Regions from separate parts of the Homo sapiens genome. Here region 2 is linked to region 1. Evidence: read pairs that join two places in POLR2A ChIA-PET (ENCODE). Cell type or tissue: K562. All regions are shown on one strand. Links, peaks and the distances in the headings refer to the core of each region. The heading gives the core; the rest is flanking DNA.

Evidence for each region. ChIA-PET counts read pairs that join two places held together with the same protein. Peaks named below come from ENCODE experiments on the same cell type or tissue, not always from the same donor. Only the 100,000 strongest peaks of a DNase experiment are listed, where the experiment ranks them.
Region 2: POLR2A ChIA-PET joins it to region 1 with 5 read pairs; 2 of 35 experiments call an interaction of 5 or more read pairs at or near these places.

The regions. Positions count from the first base shown.
Region 1 is chr1:15,178,044-15,183,414 of GRCh38, reverse strand. The region is part of intron 1 of TMEM51 (transmembrane protein 51); the gene reads right to left. Among named protein-coding and RNA genes, the nearest start is that of TMEM51-AS2, 9.1 kb to the right of the region's middle. In K562, for the core only: no CTCF peak of the experiment used is centred there; no DNase peak of the experiment used is centred there; H3K27me3 peaks cover 3,933 bases.
Region 2 is chr1:15,005,222-15,010,592 of GRCh38, reverse strand. The region is part of intron 2 of KAZN (kazrin, periplakin interacting protein); the gene reads right to left. Among named protein-coding and RNA genes, the nearest start is that of TMEM51-AS1, 140 kb to the left of the region's middle. In K562, for the core only: no CTCF peak of the experiment used is centred there; a DNase peak (open chromatin) is centred at 2,409.

The DNA of each region.
Region 1 (5,371 bases), core at 285-5,284:
GGCAGAATCGGGGTACCTGGGGCTAGGTGGGGAGTGATCTTGCTCCCATCACTGTACCTTTTACCTCTGCACGATACTGCCTTATTTGTAAATCAAGTAGCATATTACGCACATGACGGATGCATAACATTGAAAGGAATTTCCTAGTGAATGCTTCTATAAAATAAAGAATTCTGCTGTTGGGGGATATTTATCCCTTGTGTGCTTTTTTGGTAAATGACATCTTGGATTCAGAATCTGTTTAAGCAAAGTCCATAGATCCATATGTTCCCAAAGAGTGTTGATTCTACCAGCAGACATAAAACAAGTCCAACAGGGAAGATGCTGGGGCTACTCAAATTTAGAAGCCATTGGCTGGGCGTGGTGGCTCACATCTGTTATCCTAGTACTTTGGAAGGTTGAGGCGGGAGGATCACTTGAGGTCAGGAGTTTGAGACCAGCCTGGCCAACATGGTGAAACTCCATCTCTACTAAAAACACAAAAATTAGCTGGGTGTGGTGGCAGGTGCCTGCAATCCCAGTTACTATGGAGGCTGTGGTAGGAGAATCAGTTGAGCCCAGGAGGCAGAGGTTGCAGTGGGATGAGATCACGCCACTGCACTCCAGCCTGGGTGACAGAGTGAGATTCTGTGCCCCCCAAAAGAAGAAACAGTGGATATTTCTGTGTCCTCTGTCAGGCTGGCCTTCCCTCCTCACAGCCACCAGGTAAATAATCTTTTAGCTTTGGGGATCCAGTACTTTCCTTCTATGGCCCTTCTTGCCTGTCCTCTTTCTTGCTCCCAACTGCCTAAGGTACTTATTTCCAGAATTTAATATGCAGGACAATCCATTTAGATAGAACATGGGGCCTCAATTTTGCAAATGAAGAACCTGAAGCTCAGAGAGGTGAATTATTTGCTCAAGGTCACACTGCCAGTTGGCGAGAGACCCAGAGCTTGAACAGCTCAACTCGGAGTGGTCCTGGTATACTGATGATCACATAAGCTGAGGCTTGCTGACGCTGTGCCAAAAGCTTGCCTGCTTGATCTTACGACAGTCCGATTGGGCAGGCGCCATGGCTATGTCCATTTTACAGATGAGGAGACTGAGGCTCACAGAGGAAGAGTGACACATTCTCAAGGTCATGCAGCCAAGAAGAGAGCAGGGATTTGACTCCAGAAGGGATGCTCTTATTATGTACTGCCATTCTGCTTTCAGCCTAGTGCAGTTATTTATTTATTTATTTATTTATTTATTTATTTATTTATTTATTTGAGATGGAGTTTTGCTTTTGTTGCCCAGGTTGGAGTGCAATGGCGCAATCTCGGCTAACTGCAACCTCCACCTCCTGGGTTCAAGCGATTCTCCTGCCTCAGCCTCCCGAGTAGCTGGGATTACAGGTGCACACCACCACGCCCAGCTAATTTTTGTATTTTTAGTAGAGACAAGGTTTTGCCATATGGGTCAGGCTGGTCTTGAACTCCTGGCCTCAGATAATCCACCCACTTTGGCCTCCCAAAGTGCTGGGATTAACAGGCGTGAGACACCACTCCCGGACAGTCACACATTTTAAATTTATAAACCAGCCCTCGTGGAGTTTCATGCAGGCAGCCAGACGTCACGGTTTGATGGTTCACCTTTTATTTTTGTTTTCAACCCAAAGAAAACAGAGCAGCTTGAGAAACCCATGCTGTGGTTCCCACAACACAGGCAAAACACTAAAGCAAGCATACAAAATAAATAAACAGAAAGGTTGTTTGTTCACCTTGAGCCCCGTCTGGTCGAGAACCTGCTGCCATGACCTGAGAGCCAGGGCTGTGGGGTGGGAAGCTCATCGTTTACTTAGACATGACGGTAACCATCAGCCCGAATCTCTTGCAAGGGAGTAAAGAAAGATGGTTAGGAACCGAAGCCTGGGAACGAGGCTTTGAGTTTTTAAAAATGAGAGAATCCAAAAGACGGTTTAATTTGAGCGCTTAAGAGTCCCTGGATGTAGTTCAAAAAGGCTTTTTGCTACACCTGTTGCCACATGCCACCTGGAGGCTATCCTGTCACTTCCTCAAAGGCATGAAGGACAACTTCCCATCCTACTGCAACCTGGAGCCCCACCCAGCTCAGTTACAAACCTAGACAGGTGAGTGACCTCGCAGATGACAGCAAATATCAGCAGACAAGTACAAAAGGTTTACAGTGTTCAGGGTGCCGTTCTATATGCCTTACATCTATTGACTCATTCCATCCTCACTGTAGCTTGTTAAGGCTGGTATTAGCACTCCCATTTTAAAGATGAAGAAACTGAGGCTTGAGGCATTAAGTAACTTGTCCAAGGTCCCACAGCTGGTAGAAGAGGGATGTGAAATCACTCTTGGAACCAGTGCACACAGCCTTCCGGAAGGACAGGCTCTCACTCAGCCAGCGATGGATTCTCCGTCCAGTCTGCAGGGGGTCTTCTGCATTGATCCCCATCCCACAAAGCTGATGACAGCATGGTGCAGTGAACAGAGGCAGGAGTTGAGCAGACCCAAGTTTCAATCCCAGCTCCTCCATTTTCTAGCTATATGACCTTGGGCGAGGGACTTGACCTTTCTGAGCCTTGGTTTTTGCTCTGCAGATAAGAATAGCACCTTGCCTATAGGGTTATTATAAGGATTAAATTAGATAATAATAGCCAGCATTTGCTAAATGCTCCCCGTGCTAAAGGCTCTGTGAGGGAAGAAGTACGGCCACTGTCTTCGTTTTACAGAAGAGGAGCTGAGCCTCAGAGAGGTTAGGTCACTTATACAGAGAAACATAGGCAATCATGGAGAAGTGGGGGCTCTTAGCTCCAGCCTCTAAGAACTACACAATGCATCCGCTCATATAATTAAACATGCCCCCAAAACAATCAGCATAGTGTCTATAACACAAAAGCTCCTCAGCACACAGCCAAAATCATTATCTGGAGGGCTTCCAGGGAGGCAGAAACTGATCAGAGAGTGCCTGTCTGGTTCTGCCCGACGCCCAATACCTGATGTGTGTCTGCAGCCCTGCAAGTGAGTGCTGGCCTCTGTTCCCAGCACAGCGGGCCCTGTGATGCCCGGCACATGGCCAGGATCTGCCTGGTGACTGAGGAGCCTTTGTCCATAGCTTAGAGCTGGTCTTGCTGACGATCAGGAGACAGCCCTGGGACCAGACTTTGACCGCAATTAGGTTTATGCTTAAAAACAGACTAATGGTAAATGCTCAACAACTGCAAAGACTCAGCCATCCTGCTAAAGCCAGAAGAGACTTTAGCAATTAGTGTCTGGTGGTGCCCACCGCAGGCTGGGCATCAACACTCAGCACTTGCTGAGCATGGAGATGCTCGTGGGCCACACCCTAGGTCTGCTGACTCAGTTGCCAGGGCTGGGGCGGAGGCATCTGCCCTTTACTTATTTATTTACTTAAGATGCAGTTTATATATAGTAAAATGCACAGATCTTAGTGTACACTTAGATGCACTTTTGAGAACTGTATATATCCATGTAACCATTGCCCAGAGAGAAGACATTTCCATGATCCCAGAAAGTTCCCTCATATGTGCATACCTTCTTTCAGTCTACCTTTCTGCCTTATTTTAACAGCGGTTAGTTTTGCTTATATTAGAAGGTTTTGCATTTGTTTGTGTTGCTTTTTGAGACAAGGTCGTGCTCTGTCACCCAGGCTGGAGTACAATGGCATGATCTTGGCTCACTGCAGCTTCAACTCCTGGGCTCAAGCCATCCTTCCCGTTTCAGCCTCCCAAGTAGCTGAGGTTACAGGCATGCGCCACCACGCCCGCTAATTTTTATATTTTTTGTAGAGACAGGGTTTTGCCATGTTGCCCAGGCTGGTCTTGCACTCCTGGGCTCAAGTGATCCTCCCACCTCGGCCTCTCAAAGTGATGGGATTACAGGCAGGAGCTATTGCACCGGCCAAAAGTTTAGGGAAGTGGAATCACCCAGAAAGTGCTCTTCTGTTTGCCTTCCTTTGCTCACCCATGGTGTGGCCTGTATCCCGTTTCCTTTCCTTCCTTTAACTTGCTGAGTAGCCATCAGCTGTGTGACTGTATCAGTTTGTTTAGCTGTTGGCCTGCTGAGGGACAGCTGGGATGTTTCCTCCACTAGAGGAAATGCATAATGTCAGGCATAATGCTGCTCTGAACCTCTGTGTACCAGCCTGTGTGAAAAAGGCAGCTGTTTGCCTTTCTCTCTATAAATACCCAGAAGTGCAATTGCTGGGTCACAGGTAGAAGTGCTAATTTTAATCACCTGTCCAGGTGCCACAGCTGCCCAGTTGGGGTGCGATTCCCCAGTCTGTTCTCTTTTAAGCCCCATGTCCAGATGCCAAGCCCCTGGAGGTTACAAGATCTGCTCTGAGTCACAGAGGAATCAGTTTTCCTAACGAGCAGTCCCTGAGTCATTCCACATTTTGATTTCCATTTAGCTTTGAAAGTTGAACCGATTCTGGGTGGTTTGTTCTGACTAATGATGTCAGCCGTTCATATGAGGGCTAAAAGCCCATGGAGATAACACAAGGAAAGTTCCGGCTGCCAAGGCATCAACCAGGTTTCATGCCCATTGAACACACTGCTAAATCGCACCATTCTCAGTCCTTCCCCTAAACTCTCCGCTAAGGGACCTCCAGGGGACCAATGCAGATCTAGCAGAGGCAGTAAAGCAAGGTGGTTAGAGTCAGTGGAGATAAAAATCCAGGTCTGTCTGGATGGTTTTAGGCAAGTTGCTTCAACTTTCTGAGCCTCAATGTCCTCATCTGTAAAATGGGCACACCACCAGTACTAACTCACGATACTGGAGTATATGAGGTATATAAAAGGAGATGGTAGGTGAGCAGCAGATGGGGGTCAGGAAGCAAAGGGAGCAGCAGTTTGAGACCCGGCCGTTATCTGAAGACCCCGGAAGCACTACCTTGCGGTCTGCTAAACATGCAGATTCTTGGGCCAGATGAAGGACTTACAGAATCAGAATGCGAGGTAAGGCCCGGCATCTGCTTTTAATTAGCCAAGTGATCCTGATGCTCACTAAAGCCTCAGAGTCCTCATCCTGGGGTGTGGACCCAAGAGGACTCTGAGGAATCGGCTGAGCTCAAGGATATAGAGACAGGTGGGGTGGGAGGACCAGGAAGGGAGTTAAGGCTTGGAAGAGCCACCATGGGCAACCGAAGGGACCGCTCTACTCCTCCACCAGGACTGTCTCCTGGCTCTGCCCCAGGGAATCCCTCTTCCACCCCTGCTCACCTAGCAAGACTCCAGCCTGGCCACACAGGTCTCCAGCCACAAGGACCTCATGTGGCCTGATGGGTCAACTCAGCTAAGTGCTAAATGCCTGTGCAAGGCAGGCATTATTGAGCCAGGGTCAAAGGTTCTGGTTCTAGG
Region 2 (5,371 bases), core at 146-5,145, 170 kb after region 1:
GTGAAACCCCGTCTCTACTAAAAAATACAAAAAAATTAGCTGGGCATGGTGGCGGGCGCCTGTAGTCCCAGCTACTGGGGAGGCTGAGGCAGGAGAATGGCGGGAACCTGGGAGGCGGAGCTTGCAGTGAACCGAGATTGCGCCACTGCACTCCAGCCTGAGCAGCAGAGCGAGACTCCGTCTCAAAAAAAAAAAAAAAAAAAAAAGCAAGACAACCAGATGGCACGTGCCCCTGGAGAGGAGGACCCAACATCTCCTTTGAAGGAGTCTTTCAAAAAAATCAGTAAAGAAATGAGTCTGAATCTGATCAAGCCTTTAGATGAACTATCAATTTACAGGAAATTCAAAGGACAGAGGAACATGTTAAGGACACCATGGGGATGCAATTAGCAAACTCCAGACCCTGGAAAACCTACCAGACAAACAACATGTTTCCTTCAACAAATAATTAGCAAGGATAATAAAAAAAGAAAGGAAGAAGAGCTTCTAGATTTAAAAAGACTTAAAAAGATATTAAAACTAATCACACTGTGTGGATATTTGGATCCTGATTCCAACAAGGTACAGAATTTATGAGTCAATAGGAAATTTGAGTAATAACAGTATCTGATCATTTTTTCAAGTGAGATGATAGTTTGGAGGTTATGTTTCTTAAAAAGAGTCCTTATCTTTTATAGATACATATTACAATATTTGTAGATGACATGATGCATCTTGGATTTGCTTCAAAATATTATGGGGAGGAACGAGCGGAGGGTGAGACAGAATTGGCCATGGGTTGATGAATGTTTGGGGTCAGGTAATAGGTAAATGGGATTAATTTCATTATTCTATTCACTTCTGTATGTAACAAAAATGTTCCATAATAAAAAATGCCACCAAGGCTAGCAGAAGACATTTTATGCCTCTGCCCAGTGGTCCAAATGGTGGAGCTTGAGTCTTGGCCAAGTTCTGTAGCCTTGTCCTCGCTCTCTTCCTTTGCTATGGAGCTGACAGCTGTCCCGTCTGCATGGGTGCTCAAAGCAGCCTCTCCCAACACATCTCTCAACTGCTGTGGGCTTAGCAAGAGGACTGGGCTCATTGCAGCTGTGGAAGCACGTTTCCCCAGCCTGAGCAAGGGGTGCCATGTGTGCAAAGGTGCTTGGCGTTGTGACTCTGGGTCTGCCTGTTCCCAGGCAACCCTCCTGGCCTTCCTGGTGCTCAGCGTGCTCTGGGAGCTGGGATGGCGCTTACCTGAGTTCTCCATAAGCACACTGTCACATGGCGCCCTCCCTCTCTTCTGTCGGGATTCTGGGTGCGGGAGGGGAATGTGACTGCTGCTTCTGTGAACAGGCACAGTCTCCTCAAGGCACATTATCCCAGGCTCTAACCCTGGGCGTGCTTTAAAAATCTTCCTGTCTTTGCAGGACGTGCCCAGGATGCCACCTGGGGAGTCAGTGCCCGGGCAGTAGGCTGCCCGAATTTCCTGGTGCCCTTGGGCCCCCTGGGTAGGGCTAGCTAAGGCTGGAGGGAAGGGGGCTGCTGGCTCACCCCAGCGGGCGGGCTCGTGTGCAAAACTGCCAACTCAGCACACGGGCTTTATTTACTTCTGCAAGAGAGAAAAGTATGTGACCTCTTAAGGAAACCAAAGTGAAGAATTTCCTGCCTGATTGTCCAGGGGGGAATAACAGGAACTGAGCTACTTACAGCCCAAACAAACAGCACTAAGTGATGAGGATGCAGGAGAGGCCTTGAGGACTGTGGCTGGCAGGGGAATGGGACCTCAGCCTTGCCGCTCCTCTTATGACTTTGCCGCCTCTGCCCAGGGCTCCTGGGCCCACAGGGACCATTGAGAAACCTGGGCTGACTCTCAGGATAGTAACAGTGCCTTACACAGACCTTGAACTTGGAAGGCAGACGGGACAAGCTAGAAAGAGCCTTAGACTTAGAGCCAGATACCAGGGCTAGAAGCCCTGTGGCACCTGTGCAGGTCACATAACCTCTGGCCTTTGAACCTGCCTGTTCCAGAGGGGTTTAAAGGGTCACATGAAATGACCTCTGCGAAGAGCTCTGCAAACAGTGAAGTGCTCTGGAAACCCGGCAGGGCATTCCCGGTCCTCATCATAGCTGTCTCACTCACCTCACACAACCTACTGAGTACCAGTGTTCCCATCTGATGAATGAGAAAGTAAGGCTCAGAGGGGTTAAATGACTTGCCTTGGTCAGCCTGCCAGTGAGCAGCAAGGCCGACTACTCTCAGGCTCGCCTGAGACCTGCAGAGTCCAGCAGGATCCACTGTAACACCTGCCACTTCTGGCCACTCATCCACTTGGGAAAACTCTTTCCTCCACGACTCTGGCAGCCTGGGCTTCAGACTTACAGCCGAGGCCTGGACTCCGAGGTGGTGCCGTCTGGATGGGTGAGGTGTGGCCCAAGCGCTGGGCTCATGGAGATAAGCTTCGGGCTGAGCTTCCAGGGGGAGCAGCTACCCACTTCCGCAGGCCACGAGTTCAAGACAAACAAGGCCTCCAGGAGCCTCAGCAGGCCTCAAGGCCAAAACAGTTATTTCATTTAAAAGGGAAGGAAGAAGGAGGTGATTTTTCTGCTCCAGAACTTGGCAAGAGACTCCGCAGCTGACCAGTCCCACTCGCAGGGGCCGCCTCTGTGCCAAGGCTGGGTGACGGCACGGCTCCCTTCCTGTGCTGATGGGGGCTCAAGGCTTTTGCACATGGGAGATGCTATGAACTGATAACTCTATCAGGAAAAAACTCCTTATGCAAATCAAAGCCGAGAAGTGAAATGGGCGGTGGCATTCAGGTTTGTTAGCAAGCAGGCATATGCTGGAAATGAGGAGTGCGCTGTTCCCAGTCTCCTCCGCTGTGGAGATACCCACTTTGCCGGGCCTGCTAATCATCTGTTATGGAGGCGGGCAGGTGAGCTACCTGCCCGGCAGAGCAGAAACCAGGAAGGGAAGGAAGGGGAGGGCTCCCACTACCCAACGGGTCGGCTGGCCAAGCCCACCTTGCGTCCCACCAGAGCTCGGCCCGAGCCTCCCACCTGGGACCTCCTCCTGCTCCCTGGGTCCAGATGTGGCCAGCCTGGGAAACAGAGAGGCCTGAGAGAGCCCTGGGCTCAAATCACACCCTCCACACCTCCCAGCCTAGTGCAGTGTGCCAAACTGGGGACCGTAATGTCTGCACCTCAAAGGTAGTGGCAACATTACATTCCTAGCTCATGAAAAACCCTCGCCAGATTTGGAGTGCCCGTTCTGGGTTCCAATCCTGCCTCTGCAGCTCACTGGTGATAAATGGGGTTAATCATACCCATAATATTCCAGCCCCTCACCTAGTGCTCTGGTTCCCGAGGACTGCCCAGCCTCCCAACATGCTGACTCTCAGAGTTGTTGCCAAAGGTTACATGAGTGTCTGTCCAGTTCCCAGCAGGGGCTTGGCCCCTTGAAGGTACTGAGTAAATACAGCTGTGATTGGTATTATGAGTATCATCAATCAATCCTTCCCTGGAATTTTCTGTTTTTCTTTTTTTTTTTTTTTTTTTTTGAGACGGAGTCTTGCTCTGTCACCCAGGCTGGAGTGCAGTGGCGCGATCTCAGCTCACTGCAAGCTCCGCCTCCCAGGTTCACACTATTCTCCTGCCTCAGCCTCCCGAGTAGCTGGGACTACAGGTGCCCGCCACCATGCCCGGCTAGTTTTTTTGTATTTTTAGTAGAGACGGGGTTTCACCATGTTAGCCAGGATGGTCTCGATCTTCTGACCTCGTGATCCGCCTGCCTCGGCCTCCCAAAGTGCTGGGATTACAGGCGTGAGCCACCGCGCCCAGCCCCTTCCCTGGAACTTTCTAAAATGGCAATCCTTGGCGCATCCCACCCTTCTTCCTGGCTTTATTTTTCTCCTTAGCACTTAGCACCAACTACCAGATCATACATTTTACTTATTTCTCTGGTTTATTATCTGTTTTGTCAACTGCTGTATCCCTGGCACCTAGGACAGTGTCTGGAACATAGTAGGTATTCAGTAAATATGTGCGGCATGAATGAGTGATTGATCACCTGCTTCCGCTCTGACACGTGGGCCTCAGCCCTGTGGATGGGATAAAATATGATGACGGGAAAGATAGGAGAAAGACCCTGCCTTTTCCCGGCTCGCTGTCAGGAGGGACCAGCCCGGCCCGGGCTTTTCTTGCTCCCATCCAGTCCAATCCAATTAGAACTTCACAAGCTGCTGCTGCATGCAAGGTAGCTGCTAGGTGACCACCAAACCTCTGCAGGTAGGAGAGGGCTCCTCTCTTCCCTAAGCCTAGCAAAGATTTAGCTCAAACCTCCCCTGGCCCAGAGGCCTGGGTCATCTACCTCTAGTCTTACTCCTGGCCATGAGAATCCTCCTTTGCTTCAACAAGATACTGGATGCAAAAGTGTTTTGTAAATGCTAAAGGGCTTGGCCTTTGGTTTTTATGTTTGCTGGTGCCCCTGGGCTGGCCAGTGAGTGGGTTTGGCAGAATACCCCAGAACCCCAGGTCTCATGGGGGTGGGAACTGTCTCTGACACAGCTCACAGTCCCAGGGTTCAAGGCTCAGATCCAGCTGAGTTCTGATCTTCAAGTTTCCAGCCATCCTAAGAGCTGCCTGCACATCTGCCCAGGGCCCAGTGTCGCGGTAAGGCACACGGGAAACAAAACTGTTAAGTGCCACTGCGGCCCGCTGAGATGTCTGTCCCATCACAAAGGAAACAATACAGGAGGCAGTGGTTTCCTTGCTGCTGAGATGCCAACACTAATGCCCTTTAGGTTAAAACAATTTTTTTTTTTTTGGAGACGGAGTTGTATCGCTCTGCCATGCAGGCTGGAGTGCAGTGGCACGATCTCACCTCCCTGCCACCTCTGCTTCCCAGGTTCAAGCGATCTTCCTGCCTCAGCCTCCCAAGTAGCTCAGATTATAAGCGTGTGCCACTATGTCTAGTTATTTTTAAAATATTTTTAGTAGAGATGGGGTTTTGCCACATTGGCCAGGCTGGTTTCGCATCCCTGACCTCAAGCGATCCACCTGCCTCAGCCTCCCAAAGTGCTGGGATGATAGGTGTGAGCCACCGCACCCGGCCCCCTTTAGGTTAAAATTTAAACTCAGAAAAACAAAACAAAACAAAACAGGAAGGGGTGGGCACAATTCTGGCTAACCTGGAGCCCAGGGAAAATGGGACAGAGTTGGCAGGGTCAGTCTCGGGGAGGTGTGGAGCAGGGTGCACACAGCATCGACAGATGGCACCTGCCCGGTGACTGCCTTGCAAACACTGGCACGTGGTCTGTAATGAGTCAGACTGGACTCCTAGGGGCTGGGTCCATGCCCAGCAAACTGCAAAGGCAGAATCTGTGGAATGGATTAA